Linked DNA regions of Mus musculus: region 2 is linked to region 1. A link is a loop called in an ENCODE intact Hi-C map of the cell type or tissue named here. Cell type or tissue: left cerebral cortex. All regions are shown on one strand. Links, peaks and the distances in the headings refer to the core of each region. The heading gives the core; the rest is flanking DNA.

What was found. Hi-C counts contacts between places; a loop is a spot of excess contacts. Peaks named below come from ENCODE experiments on the same cell type or tissue, not always from the same donor. Only the 100,000 strongest peaks of a DNase experiment are listed, where the experiment ranks them.
Region 2: a loop joins it to region 1, with 2.4 times the contacts of the local background. A loop is called at or near these places in 1 of 42 quality-filtered maps.

The regions. Positions count from the first base shown.
Region 1 is chr12:52,633,501-52,641,315 of GRCm38, reverse strand. Gm35239 (a long non-coding RNA gene) reads right to left here. Exons shown (of 7, transcript XR_001780617.2): 4 at 1,285-1,374. Among named protein-coding and RNA genes, the nearest start is that of Gm23296, 33 kb to the right of the region's middle. In left cerebral cortex, for the core only: CTCF peaks have their summits at 3,304 (motif pointing right) and 5,606; DNase peaks (open chromatin) are centred at 2,107, 3,333, 3,655 and 5,672; H3K4me3 peaks cover 524 bases; H3K27ac peaks cover 976 bases.
Region 2 is chr12:52,385,729-52,393,543 of GRCm38, reverse strand. No RefSeq gene overlaps it. Among named protein-coding and RNA genes, the nearest start is that of Gm40423, 28 kb to the right of the region's middle. In left cerebral cortex, for the core only: no CTCF peak of the experiment used is centred there; DNase peaks (open chromatin) are centred at 3,048 and 3,781; H3K27ac peaks cover 1,150 bases.

The DNA of each region.
Region 1 (7,815 bases), core at 911-5,910:
TGGCGGAGGTCATGGTGTCAGGAGTGTGTAGCAGACAATTGTTCACAGGGCAGTAGACCATGAGAAGAGAACTTGACTAGAACCAAGGGTGGTATGACCTATGACCTTCAGAGGCCCACACTAAGGACTTATTAGTCCTGCAACCAGGCCCCAAACTCCTAAAAAGCTCCACAGTCTCCAAAATAACACCATGAGCCTGAGGTCAAGTTCTTGCAAAGTGAGGATGTGGAAGCCATTTCAGATTCCGACTGTAACAGCATCTATAAGATGCTTCCCTTACCTGGAAAGCAAAGAACAAACCAACTGAAGAATGAATTACTCACATGACACACTGAGCATACAGAAAGTTGTTGACATTTATGCTTCCGTATGGCCAGAAGATCCATGACTGAGGGAAAGAGAGACAAGAAAACACCTCCTCCCATGTTAAGATGGAAGCATACTTACTCTAGCCACTCAGTTTAGTAGGTATTTCGAAAGACAAGTGGGATGGCAGGACTAAACCCCACAGGGAAAGAAACACATATGGGGTCACTAACAGAAGACTGTGACCCGGGGAAATAAAGGTGCAGCTTCCGTATTTGTCTTCTTCCTAATCTTCCTAGGGAATTCACAGTTCCCGTTGTTGTTGAAACTGGGATTTTAAGATGTAAGTGATGTTGAGATGCCATCAGCTCTTTAATACAAGGAAGACTGAAGAGAAGGGAAGAATTCCAGGTAATACAACTTGGCATGACTTTGTTAACAGGCCAAGTTCTATCTGGTCACCTGCTAAAGAAAACCATCATTACATTGGCTCTGTTTATTGTGAGGGAGTCATGCATGGCACAGCTCCCCTGTAGAGGTCAGAGGGCTCCCCTATGGAAGCCAGTTCTCAGCTTCTACCATTTGGTTTCGAAGGTGAAACTTAGGTCGCCAGACTTGGAGGCGAGTGCTTTTACCTGCTGAGCCTTCTCCCCAGCCCCTGCCTGGTCACCTTTAGCAAGAGAGGATTTAGAGCAAATTAATTCTATCAGCTCTACCACTGGGGTGAGATGGGTAGGAAAATACCCATCTTTATCAAAATTTTGGCTACAAGGCAACCCCTGCAAACTTTTGTTTCTGTTGAATTTTTTTTCTTCACTTTAATGCCTTTCTTTGAAAATATTTAAAAGTCTAAAATATTTCCCAGATGATACAGATCTGCTGAGTTCTCAGCTAAGTTGCAAAAGCTTAATGAGATCACTTCTTGAACATAATTGTAACAGTGTGTCCCATGTATGTAAATCGGGGGTCCTTCTTTACCTTCTTCATGTGGCCTTGAGGGTACAACTTCTGTGTGTGTCCATAAGACTCCAATCTCTGAGATTCTGATGGCTTCCGGTTGTTCAGAAACTGTTATCAATAACAAACAAACAAAAACCCATTTATTCCTTGGGACCATCTATTTACAATGAAGTCACCTTGTGACTTTCTGGATTAAGTACAAATTTTCTCAGCCCCCACCTACTCCGATCACATCATCTACCCTCTTTAAAGTTAATTTTAAAGTAAGTTTTAATTCAGGTTTTCTCTACTACCAATTTTCAGTTCTGGTTACATGAAGCCACCTACCATACCTGCCTCAGCCAGGGTAGGTCTTCTTTTTTCCCCTTTTAATTGTCACAGGTTGCCTGAATTAAAGCTTCAAAACATTTGGGGGAAATTCATAATGATATTCCTTAATAATAAAGTCAGTTTTATTCATTTAGTAGCTATTATTTTTTCAGCTAATCATAGATATTAAAATGCTGTACTCCTGTGTAAAAAATATTTCCAAAGCATTGTGTGTTTGAGAAATTTCAATAGGGCGACAAAGCTGGGCCTCCACACCCTGTCCCAGTTGCTTTGAGGGCCTGGCTGCCAAAAAAATCTAAGTTTTCCCCATGGGAGGAGCATACACACATCCATCCAGGAAGGGCATCCTCCTGCCAGAACTCCAGAGAAAGTAAACGACCTGAAGGACGGTGAAATCAGGCCAAGCATTTACTACAGACAAGATCCGTCTAGGAAGCAGCGACCCAGTTAGTGAGGAGACGCTACCCTCATTCCACTGTGCTTTTATTTTTGTGTTCCTATGTGGGTCACAGCACAGAAAATTCTATGGCGAATTTTCCAGGGAAAAGATGGAAGTCACAACTGAGAATTGTTGACCCCACTTTTTTTTCTCACAAGTTGTCACATGAAAGAAAAGCTGAGACCATAGGGTTTAAAAACTGTGCTTGCCCAAATTTGGAGATTTTATAGATCGGGAAACATTTGCAAGGAGTTTGATTTATTGCTACTAACATTTTCTTTGGCCAGGAAAATGAACATTTTTAATTCTTGTCACCAAAATTCCTTCCCTGAGAAAGATGTAAATGTCTACCCTACACACACCCCAAATCTCAATGACAAATCAAAGTTTGGAGTCCACTAAATTTGACCTCAGGGGACCAGAACGTTGATGGGACTTATGTGTACAGCATGAGTAAAGGGACACTGACAGCAGCCCCAAAGCAGCCACACCGCAAAGTCTTCACGCAACATGGATGGTGGCTTCCTCATAGCTGCTGGATGGACACTCCCTTCCCTAATCTACCCCAGCTTGTATGCCTCAGCCTTTCCCAGACGCTGAGGCCACATGCAATTAGAGCAGAACTGTTTGTAAACGACTGGGGAAAGTGGCCGGACGCACTACTGAGAGTTCAACGACTATCCATCACTTCTAGGAAGTGATGACAACAGCCCTCGGTGGTGCACGCTAGCAATGGGTAAGGCTTATCTCAGGAAGGCTGCAGCAGTTTGTCTAGAGGATGGTACTTTACGCCTCTGATCTGCATCACTTAATAAGAAGCCGTGTTGGCACTCAGGAGTAGGGAGACTATAATCCTTACAGAGAGAAAGAGGCTATATCTTTTCTCAGTGGGTCAGTTGGCCCTCCTGCTTACGTAGTGCCTAACTTGGATTAGATATTTTGTTTTGTGTTCACTTTAAACCAAAGCAAACAGGGAACACCAGGCAACACACTGGATCCCTGGCGTTCTGAAGCTTGAAGATGATGTGAGGACCCTTCGCGAAGCAGCCCAGGCCTGAGCTGGGAGAGCGAGCTCAACACAAGTCAGAGGAGAAATCCCTGTGGGGTAACCAGCTCCCAGCCTGTGAGAGTCGATAGGAAACCAACCGCACAGAGACTGTAGGCTTTATTATCTGCCAGCCTTGGGAGTGGGCCCGGGTGGAGAGGAAGAGGGCCCAGAACTGCACCAGCTTCTTTGCTTCTCAGCTCTCAGAACTTGCTGAGCCCTTTCCAGCAGGTGGCAGAACACTCACATAGAAAATTCCAAAACCACCCAGCTTTTTTTTTTTTTTTTTTTTTTTTTTTTTTTTTTTTTTTTTTTTTTTTTGTCTCTCAGAGGTCCTTGGTATCAGTTCTTTAAAAGTTAGCGGGGCTAAGGGTGTGCTTAGCAAGCACGAGTCTCTGAATTCAATCCCCAACGTGAAAAACATTTTTTTTTTGTAAATGCCCGATGTGTTGGAAAGGATTCTGCATATTTTAAAGCCGCACTCACACTCCACCCTACAATCCTGGTTACATGATACTTTGGTTTTCACAGAGAAGCAGAAACTGCAGGAAGAAGCATAACACAAGGAAACCCTGGATGATCAACTGCAAAGGCTTGGATCAATACCATCTCCGTGTTAGAAACCCAGCGCGTAGCTTCTGCATTGAAAACAGCACTAGTCCCAACAGAAGCTTTCACTGTCATCTGTCACCTGTGTTTGTGGAGATGCAATTATAGTATATATAAAAAAAATCATCCATGGACTTGGCATTGCCTCTTTTTAAGGAGAAAAGCTGTGCAGTTGTCAAAGTTACACAGGAGAACCACCATAATTCAGTGTCTATTTCAGGTACTACACAAGGCAGATGGCTTGCTTTCTAGGACTAAGGATCTCATTCTGCAGTGCCCTGCCCTGAACAAGAAAGGTAATGGAAAAACATCCCATACAAAAGGAAAACCCACACCATGTAGTTCTTAAAGAAGCCACTGCAACTTAGGAATCGGGACTACGACTGTGAGCTTTGTGAGTAATTTTGAAAAATAATTTGAACTACAAAAGTAAGATTAACTGTGTTTCTCCCAAACATCCAACAATCATATCCACAGTACCACTCTCAGGCCTAAGTAAATGCAAGTCAGGAAATGAACCTGAGGGGTTGGGCAATGGTGGCGCATGCCTTTAATCCCAGCACTTGGGAGGCAGAGGCAGGCAATTTTTTGAGTTCGAGGCCAGCCTGGTCTACAGAGTGAGTTACAGGACAACCAGGGCTACACAGAGAAACCCTGCCTCAGAAAACAAACAAACAAACAACCCCCCCTAAAAAACAGAAAAAAGAAAATGAACCCTAGAATAAAAATCCTAGAAACACTTAGCAGCTTGAATTTGATTATTAGATTCATACTCCCTCTTCATGCTCTCTTCTTTGCTTTTCAGGTTCAGTCTGGTCTTCCCTCATCCCCAAATAATAGGGTCCCCAAGATGTCCTATGCTCTGTACTTTCTCAAATGGTATCTGCCTCCTGAGACAACGTTTCTTATTGCTGGAAAGGACCTGGCAGGAGCCAATGCAGCTGTTTCTATGGGGAGTGAAACTTGACCCTGAGAAACAGAGTCCTTAAAGCCACAGCTCAGCACCCCTAGGGTCAGGATTTACCCCATCATCACCGTCCTGTCACCTCAAGGTTTGTCATCTTCACCATTCAAAAGTACATGGCTCCATCATTCTTTCTTTAGAAAATAGCCCTTTGGTGGACCCGGCATTTGGGATTACACTTTTTTCAGAAGAGACAGGCAGGGCAAGCAGGAGACAACATCTTGAACTATATGGGTACTTTCCATTTGAGGAATCACGCTCTGCCGGTATGTGACTCATGCTCAAAACATACAAACACCAAGGTCTAAGCTGTGGTGAGCTGATCCTTGGCAGCTGAACAAACTGTAAGCTCCATGAGAGTGGGCTCTGTTGTCCCCATTCCCATCCCCTCTGCCTCATCTCTCCATTGCCACCGTCACCACCACCTTCTTTATAGTTCCCTATCTTACTTGGATCTAGAACTTTTCATCAAAACTCTATTACTAGTAAATACCTACCATCCACTGACGCTTTGATAGCCTTTAGTTTATTGTTTGACATCTCTAGAATTTCAATTTAACCACCTTAAGGGGAAAAAGACGTTTGCCCCCATTGTAGGCCTCCAATCTGAAAGATCAGCTGCAAGACCTTTGTGACCAAGCCCTAACCACTCTCTCTGTGCACAGCCAAGTTTTTCAGCCTTTGGAAGACTAGCAAATTGTTCACAAGACCAGCTCCCTTCTCCAGTGACCTACTGATCCCCTCCTACTCTCTGGCTCTTAGCATATGCATTCTTTTCTAAAGTAATCTAAAACCTAACTTCCTGCTACCTTCTTTTTTTCCCAGCTGTCCAGACCTAGAAAACACGATGATATTGCTTATTTAGTTCTGCCTGTGATGCTCAATAAACAACAAGATGCCTGTTTGCCACATCCTGTTCCATCTCACCTTATTAGCTGGAGTTCTATTTTCACCCTGTAACACACTAGGGGTTGCTGTTGCAATATCCAGGTCGAAGGAGCTTCAACGCAGACAAGAGAAGTGAGAGAAGCTTGAGAGTCCTGGAAAACATTCTAGCTAAGACTCTGTCTTTAGAAGATGTGTGCAGCACACAATCCCCGGACAAACCTCTCAAGCAGTACAATGTAAGAGGGTGGCTGAAGATCCCCAAGCTGAACGTTTTCCTGTAAGGCTCACTGGCATAACCACGTATCTCTTGATAACTGCTGGCTGTGCCCAGTAATCCTTACTTGCCACCACAAAGTTCTGCTTAGACAACCAAGGAGTAAACACTTCCAGGCAGAATTACACACACAACTGGGCCCACAACAGCTGGGAAATACTTGAGTCTGTCCCTGCCTTTCACAATCATCTTTCTTGGCATTTGATAGCTAAGACTTTGGGAATGAATTCTTTATATACAAATGACTACCGTCAACCTCTGTCAGCCCCCAGTTTAGCTGCACCAAAATGCTCACAGATGGCCACTCCCTGGCTTCAGTCAACTGTTCGTAAACATGACAGGAAATGTTATAGCCTATAGCAAAGGTCTTTTCAAATTTCTAGGCAAGTTGTCATGACAAATGAAGCATTTTGATAAATTGTGGATGTTTTTAAGGTTTTAAAAAAATGAGAGACAGACAGACACATATAGAGAGAGAAAGAGAGAGACAGAGAGAGACAAAGAGACTGTATATTAGGGGGAGGTCTGAGAACAATTTGCAGAGACACATACATACATACACACACACACACACAGAGAGAGAGAGAGACAGAGACAGATAGACAGACAGACTTTGTGTTGGGGGTTGGTCTGAGAACAACTTGCAGAGACCAGTTCTTCCACCACGGTTTCAGGTATGGAGCTCAGGTGGTATTTTTTTCTTTTCTTTTCTTTTCTTTTCTTTTCTTTTCTTTTCTTTTCTTTTCTTTTCTTTTCTTTTCCTTTCCTTTTCTTTTCTTTTCTTTTTTTTTCTTTCCTTTTTTCTTTTTTTCTTTTTCTTTTTCTTTCTTTTTTTTTTCTGGTACAAAAAAAATTTTAATTCATTAATGAAAAAATATCCATTAATTACAAACTTACCTCCTTATGAACAATTAGCATTCCCACATAGAGAATGGATCTGTGTAACTTTCATTTTTTTTTCAAAACCTATTTTTAATGATGGTTCTTAAATGCTTTAACCTCCCTTTTAGCCCACCACCCACCAGAGGTAGTGGGAAAGAAAGGATATGGGGGAAGTGGACCTGTTTAGAAAGGTTCTTTGGAGCAACTCCCGTCTGTGTTGTCTGAAAATCCGCAGTTCAGTTCACAGGTCAGCAGGCAGCAGCAGCTCCATCCACTCACAAACACCTCAAGGGTCCACCAGCAGTCTAGTTCTGTAGAGTTGAGTTAGCAACAGTAGTGACAGGACCTAGAAGAAACAGCCAGGCCTCTGCCTTGGCTAGAGTCAGCAGGAGGGACCAGGGAGGGACACCAAGAGAAGCTCTCAGCTGTGCCTCTCTCAGGAAAGAAGAGAAGATCAGTGAGGACACTAGACCAACAAGCACTGCATAGCTAGCTCTATAAGCAAGCCAAGCTCAGCCTCAGTCAGTATCCATCAAGTCCTTTTTATACTCTCTCCAAACATCACTTGTCTTCCACAGGTCTTGTCTCAGCACATGAGTCTGTCTCAGCTGACATCACTCTGCCAATCAGCCTAAGTCTGTAGAAATGGCAAGAAACTGTAGCATATCACCAGAAGTTTTTTTTTGGTGTTTTCTCTCTATGGAGTCCCAACAAACGCAGCTCAACTACACCATGTAAAGTAAACATCATACATGTCCTTTCATGTGCTTGCTTTAGCAGACATCCTTTCTCCTGTGTCTGCTTCAGCCAAATGTTCCTTCACAAATCTGCCTTAGTCTTTCACCTATGTCCACTTCAGCTAAACATTCCTTCACAGGTTTGCCCCAGGCAAAACAGCATCCAAAACAAAACGAGAACAACAACAACAACAACAAAAACCTTAAGTTTCCACTTCAGGTATGCACCAAGAGAAATAACTAAGGTATTACTCCAAGATGAAACAATATATCCCATGACTATAGCCCCTCTAGAGCTGGTGCCACACCCTTTGTGGACATGATTTGGTTGCTCCTCACAAACGCTAATGACAACTCCCCAGCCAAGCCCCAAATTTGAAG
Region 2 (7,815 bases), core at 1,492-6,491, 250 kb after region 1:
AGACCTCTTAATGGTTAAAAGAACTTTCGGCTCAATTAGCAGAACCTGAGTTCAGATCCTAGCATCCACGCTGGGAGGCTCACAAAAGTCTTTAACTCCAGCTCCAAAGACTCTAATGTCCTCATCTGGCCTCTGCAGGCACTTGCACATACATATGCATGCATGCATGCATACATACATACATACATACATAGACACACACACACACGTACACCAGCCAATGATAGATAAATAAATAAATAAGTAAATAAATAAATAAATAAAGCCTTTGGGAAGCACTGTGAAGGCAGGACTGCGAGGCCGTAGAGATGGCTGCCAAAAGCTAGCACATAAAATAATAAGAATAAAGTTGGGTGTAGTGGCACATGACTTTAATTTCAGCACTTGGGGAGGCTTGAAGCAAGCAGATCTGTGAGTCTGAGGCCAGTCTGGTGTACAGAGCGAGTTCCGGCACAACCAGGACTGCTACACAGAGAAACCCTGTCTCAAAAAACAAGAATAATGACAACAATAGCAACAACAACAGCAACAAATTTTTCTATACCCCCTCCAGTGAGGTTCTCCCTCCCTTTTTAAAGTGCCTGGTCTTGAACTCAGTCCAAAAGGGACTCAACATGCTCAAGGCAGCAGGAGTTCAGTGAGCCTTGACCCAGGGTGTTAGTGTTTCACCACTGACAAACCAGTGTCCACGGCTTCACTGCTTGTAGGGGCGTTTTCTGAGTCAGGACGTCTTAGTGCACTGGCTCAGGCATGAGGAAGAGGAAAGGACAGTGCCCTACAACAAGGCAGAGAACCTCATGCCAAAGGACACAAACAAGGTTGCCTTAGAGACCACACCCACCCTCCTTTCCTCATCTCACAGTGGCAAGGAAGCAGAGAGGGCAGAGCGGTCTCAGAGACAAGAAATAACCTTGAAAGTGTCCTGTACTCACAGTGACCTATTCCCTTCAACTAGGTCTAATCCCTAATAGCCCATGCAGCTATGAACCAATCAGTGGACCAATCCATCGTCTAGGAGGCAGGCCTTGGAGATCGGAGCTTGAAGGATATCTCAATCCAAACTGTAACTGCTGCCTACCTGGAACCTAACGCTTTTACCAAAGTAAGCAGGTGGCTCGTGTACTGGAGAAGCAGCCGCTTGGGGGACTAAGCAGAAAGTCCAGAGGAAGACAGCCCTAGGGAAGACAAGAGAATCAGAACAGCAGAAAGATCTTTAAAAAAAACAAAAACAAAACAAAGATTTATGTATTTTATGTATAAGAGAGCTCACTCTGTGTGTACACCTGCATGCCAGAAGAAGGCATCCGATCATACTATAGGCGGTTGTGAGCCACCCATGTGGACCTCTGGAAGAACAGACAGTGCTCCTCTTAGTGACCGCTAAGCCATTCCTCCAGCCCCACATCAGGAAGACCTATATCATGAAGGGTTCTGCCTCACCTGCCACCCCCACTGTAGCCACAGGTTCCCTGGAACTTGCAGCTCGCACTTTTAAAATGGACCTCTAGCCGAGACTAGCCTGACACTTCTTCAAAATATCTTCCAGCTATACCCTTTCCCTTCATTCATTCACCCCTTAGCCTCTCACGCTGGGACACTTACAATGGCTACAATGTGCCATTCTCAGGACAGCCACCTTCTTTCCAGTCTTCCCTCTTCCTAAACTGCCTTCAAATCAACATTAAACTCTCCTATTCAAAGCTCTATACGGATGTCCTCCTAGGTAGTATCTGAAGCTCAGACATCTTTGTCTGGCTTCCAAAATCTTCCAGAAAACCCAGCCTAACTTCTCACACTCATGGGGGCTGGGGTAAGAGTTCTTGTATTCTCCACCTATAATTCCTTCCTCCTCCTCCTCCTCCTCCTCCTCCTCCTCCTCCTCCTGCTCCTCCTCCTCCTCCTCCTCCTCCTCCTCCTCCTCCTCCTCCTCCTCCTCCTTCTCCTCCCCGTCCTCATTCTGGACTCATCTCTGGCTTCACTTCTTAGTCCTTGTCCCTGCAAAGCCCTCCTACTCTGCCTCCTCAGCTTCTTCTTCAGGTACACCCTTGGCCTCCTCAGTCCTCTCAGGCTTCCAGGATCTCTTCTCTGGCTGAATGTGGCACTTAATGAGTTTCTGATAGTTTCCTTTACCTGATTGACATGCAAGGAATCAGAGACCGGGGTTCCCCTTTGCATGGCCTCCAGAGAATCAGGACAGAGAATAATAGCACAGAGACAGGGAAGGGTGATAATTCATACTTGTTGATTTTCTAAGTCAAGGGTGAGCCTGAAGTGTCATCCAACTATACAACAAATGCCTATTGACTGTCAGCTATGTGCCGTGGTCTGCGCCAGTGATCAGAATCTGAAAACGACAGTCAGAGGAAGCCCTTACATTGGTGGATGCGAGATAGACAGTTTAACAAGCAGTTCCAGTCCAGGATGGCCCGAGGGTACCACGCTAGGGGACAGATAGCATGCTAGGAGAGACCATAATGAAGGCACCTAACATAGTTGGGGCATAATGGAAGGTTTCTCTGAATTAGTATTTCTTAAAATAAGAAAAGAGTGTCTTAAAATAGCTAGAAGAGTTTTAGCATGGCTTGATCATTTGGTAGACATTTTAATTTAATTTTTCTCCCATCTACTTAAGACTTACTTTTACGCTGTAAATAGTTATTAAATGGTAATGGAATTGTCTGTGCACACTATTACCTAGATATACCTATTTATCCATATAAGTGACTTAAGGTCATATCTTCCTTAAATAGAAGTCATAAGGGAAAGTGAGTCAGCTAGACCCACAAGCATGAGTATGGAATGGAGACGGAGTAAGGTGAATTAGCCAAGTGTACTCCAGGAAGACCTGTTTGCTTGCTAGATGGGACCATAGTGAAAGCCTGGAGAGCCATCTTCTGTAAGATCTCTGTAGAGTTCATGCTGAACCGCCTGAGATGTTTGGGGTTGTGTTACTTACAAGTGGAGGGTGGGGAGGAAGAGGGAGGGGAGAGGAAGGGACTCGGTGCTCCCTTACTGCACACTCCTCCGGGCCACTGGGTCCTTGTACACCATTGCTATTCATAGCACTTCCTTTTCAGCCAAAATGTGGGAACAATCTGACTGCCAAGCTATTATGACTAGAATGAAGAGGCTGTCTCTATACAAATCTGTACCCACCCCCTTCCTATTACTGAGAGCCAAAGGACTGAGGCCCAGCCCAGCTGGGTCTTCACACGTGCAATAATCTGGGCAGTCCATTCCCCAAATAGAAAGAAGGCAGGATTTATAGGACACTCATTTTCCTGAACTAAGAGTCACAGCTTGGATGTGCTGCCGTTTTATTATGCTGCTTCTGGGTTATTTATTTAATATTGTTTCATTAAAATTTAAAGAACACAACTGGTTTTTACAAATAAAACATGAACTGCCAGAGTGCAAAAATGGATGGTTAAATGCAACAAATGCTTGTAAGCTTCTGAAGGAATTGAAGCGTGGAGTCTGTTCCTATAGGAGGAGAGAGAATGGTTTGTCACTAGAGACTTTTGTAGTCACATGGAGACCAGGGAACAGGGAGCCTCCTGAGCACTGTGAGTGGTCACCGGTTAGCATCTGACATTAAAGTTTTCGGAGTACAGATCTCAGACTCTCCTTTGTCCTTCATGGGGATGGCAAAGGCACACTCAGGGCCTCTCTGACTATTGACGGGTTTAGAGACAGGAAGGCCCTGGCTGTGATATTCAGCCACACTAAATGACCAGCATTATCCACAGCCCTGCAACATGAGTTAATTGTGCTTGCTGGGCTTTGACGCTGGAAACACTGGGGAAGGCTGTGCGTAATTAGGAGCTGGCCTAATGAAAAGGACTTTGCTCACACCACATGCCCAGTTTTTGTCCTCAAAGGAGGGTGCCAGTCTGAGAAAGGGTGAGTCTCTAGGGAGATGCAGTCAGAAAGAATTCTGAGGGTGTGTAGTGATCTTGTTGCAGCGACTTTGGGGGTAGAGGAGAGATTCCCAGGCAGGATTTAGGCCAGGACACTTGCGGGTGATAGACCCAACAGAACTCTGTTGTCACCGCTGAACACAGTGAGCCGCAAGCTCTGCAGTGGAGGAATAAGATGTGTCTGTCTAATAGATTTCTCCTGGTCCAGTGTGAATGGCTTCCAGGCACTTAAAGGACTCAATGGCTGAATATTTCATCTTAATCCCTGCTCTGTACAGGAAACATGATAGACATTATTGGGCTATCCCGACTTAAGATGTACCCTCACACAGGTTGGTTTCAAACCCTGAGGCTCATTACAGCAACCTTTCTTATAAACATTAATAAATAACTCCCATCGCTCTTTAGAAAAACAGAGTCAGTCTTTTCAGTGTCTTGGAGAAGACTTGTGAGGAGGGGATGGGGGTTCTAAGCACAGCTCAGACATGAAACGAAACCCTCTGAACAGAGGCTCTCTACCTGCTAACATTTGTTAAACCACGGGGCTTCCTTAATTTCTCAATCCTTTATCTTGCTTATTTTCTTTTTGAGACAGGGTCTCTATGTTGTCCAGACTAACCTTGAACTTAAAATCCTCCTGCCTCAGCCTCCAATCTGTTGGATCTACCTGCATGTGCCACCCCATGTCCAGTTCATGTGTGATTTCTCTAAAGTGTAAAGGTCCCAGGAATCTGCGTTACAATGTCCTTGTGCTCTTTCCTTCGATCCTGGTTGTGATTTCCAGTTAAGATCTTCTGTGTTGCCCACTTCGGTCATTCAGCTCCACCACAGTTTGGCCGTTGAGTTGTATTCATAAAGGTCCAAGAAGATACGGTCATGCTGAGACCAACCAGCCATTGAGATTCAACCATGACCGAACACAGAACCTCAGGATTTGAGGGAAATGAGGTCTATCTTCTCCAGTGATGTTTCTCCGGAGTGATCTTACTGCTATTAGAAATTCTCCTCCATACTTGGTGAGCGTCGATAACAGCTGGTGGTAGCTAATTGCCATGAAGTTCTCATTCCTGCCCTTGACCCCAGTGCTTCCCCTTCTGCTGTCCCACATTCTTTAAGAGAATAAAAAGGTTTATTTTACTTTATGTGTATGAGTGTTTTGCCTGCATGCACATAAGAGGACCACATCCATGCAGGCGCTCATGGCAAACAGAAGAGGGTGTTTGATGCCCTGGAGCTGGAGTTAGAGGTGGTTGGGAGTCTCCTAAACAAGATGCTTGGAACTCGGATCTTCTGCAAGAGCAACACATGCTCTTAAGCCCCGAACCCTCATCCTACATTCTTAGCCGCAGTGTAGGCTCCTCTATTAAAACCACAGCTACCTGACTGTAAGTCACTTTCTTGCTAAGTTTTTGAAGGCAGGAGCTCTCTCCTACTCATCCCTGTATCTCCATCATCCTCAACAGAGAGCTGAAAAGCAATGGGCAAGTCTTCCAACTTCCTACTTCAGCATGTGCTAATCTCTCTATCAGTCAAGCAAACAAATCTATTTAATAATTCCATAATTCAAAACACATTTCCCCAACTGGCCTATGGAAATATCATTAAAGAATCTGCTGAACTGAACATCTTCCTAAAGCCTGAAGTATTCTCCTGAAATTTGGGTTTAATAGTTCAATAGAAAAAAAAAAAGAAATTAACCTAATTTGTGATGATCTCTTTAGCCAACCCATGTTACTGTATACGCCCTACTACAATTTAGTGAGCTATGCATTTGATGGTCCTTTCTGTAAGTTTGCTGGGACTAACACAAGGGTCCCTAGCCTGTGCTTCCAGAATTTACTTCTGAAATTCAGACCAGCAGATATTTATTCCTTGGTAACTCACTCAAAGCTTGTTATGAGAAGTTCTTCAGTCACAGATCTGAATCATTTTGTTGTCTGAAAGGAGTTTATCTGACCTTAGAGGCTGAGTGCATTTAAAATAATGGCCTGCTCTCAATATCCATAACTGAGATTCACCTACCTCTTCAGGGCATGCTGCCACAGATGGCTATCAGCTCTCTGGTGACAGACTAGATACAAGTACCAGCGTGTTCCTGTCAGGCCCTGGCAGAAGTGGATTTACCATGAAGCTAATGAAGCCTTCATCTTGCATTCTTTTTCTTTACTACAAGTTGTCTTCTAAACTGTATAACTTGGATCTGCCCCTGGGCTTTACAGAAGCTCATATATCTTGCTTCTTCTGGAAGTGTTCTTGTGAGAGATGCTATGACCAGGCTATCAAAACTGCAAGTGCAAAACACGAGTGTAAGCTCTAAGCCCAGCAAGACACTGGCACCAACCTTCACCAACTCACGTTTCCTCTTGTTTTCTTACAATATGGGGACGTTACTCCTTATTTTAGTGTTAGCTGGATGTTACTCAATGTGGACTGACACTAAGTATACCCTGTCTAAAAGTAATTTGGTAAATAAAAATGACTTTTTACTCACTTATGTATGTATATATGTACGTAGAGAATCGTACTGGCAGAATGAGTATTTATTCCATGAAGGAAGCCATCTAATTAACAAGTCCAGAATAGAGAAAATGAGATTTGCAGCCAGGAGAACCGGCTTCTAAACACATGCCAGGAAGCAGCCGAAGGCTGAGCACATCCTTTAATCCCTGTGGGTCTTAGTCTCCTCATTTGGAAAATAGAGATGACAACACCTGCTCGCCAAGATGCTGTGGGAACCAAGATCCTATATACTAAAATTCTTTGTGAATGTTGGCAGTAATTTATAAATGTAGGGTGTTTCTATCACCCTGAAACTCCAAAATTACACTCAACTAACACAACATTTTGTAAATCACAGACTGTACATTCTACTGGGAGGTGTGGGGGGCAGGAGCCAAAAATTTGGCGAACAACTGTACAAATATCAAATGTTCTAACAGGTATATCATCAATTTTTAAAAAAACAAATACAATATCCTTATAAAGGAATCCAGGCCACATCTTTTCTGCACACAGTGACACTAGAGGTTACATTTGGAACCCAGGATCCTTAGACGTGGAACCTTTTCTTGTCAGAAGGTACACACGCCTACAGCTCCTTCTTTAATGGGTTATCTCATTGACGCCCATATTTCATAAGTGCTTACACCTGAAGTTCTAATAGTGCCCCATGTTTGCTCCTGACTGGGTGGTATTCCTCCAGCCAGAGAAATAACCTTGGAAAACAGTCTCGGGTTTCTGAAAGACTTGAGAAATCCTCAAGGCCCTTAGCAATTTCTGAGCACTCAGCTTGCAGGATTAATCGGTTGGGTTGGGAGGCTGTTGCTTGACTTTTCTTAGCTCAGTTGAACAGCAATTTAAACATAGATTCCTCTCCTTACAATCTGTTGTTTTACAAGGAAGGCCTCATTTCACCAAGCCCCATGCACGATGGAGCTTCTAGGCGCAGTAGAGACAACTGCATTCATTACCTCCAGCCCCAACTTTCGGTTCAGAAAGGGATCCAGTTTCAGCTCATTATCTCCAGAGCTCCAGCTTCATCAGTCTCCATTAGGAGGCACGCTGCCTTTCTGCCAAAAGGCACAGAGAGTGAGCACCTCAGTTGCCTGTCACAGTACTGCCACTCACAGCTACGTCCTTGCCACTGGACAGAACCCCGCCTTCCTAACTGACGGATGTCTTCTGTCTTGAAGTGACCCTCTGACTTCCCGAGACAACGGTCATCTCTCCTCTGGCTTGCATTAGTGTACACAGCTTTCCAATCCTACCATAGAAATCTTTCCTCAGCTCAAATAAAACCTTGGTGCCTCATATGATTGAGCCTGGGTGTTCACCTCGCCGCTTGAAGCATCTCCCGGCTGCTGTTAGCCCATAGCTTTGAAAGAATAGAAGCTAA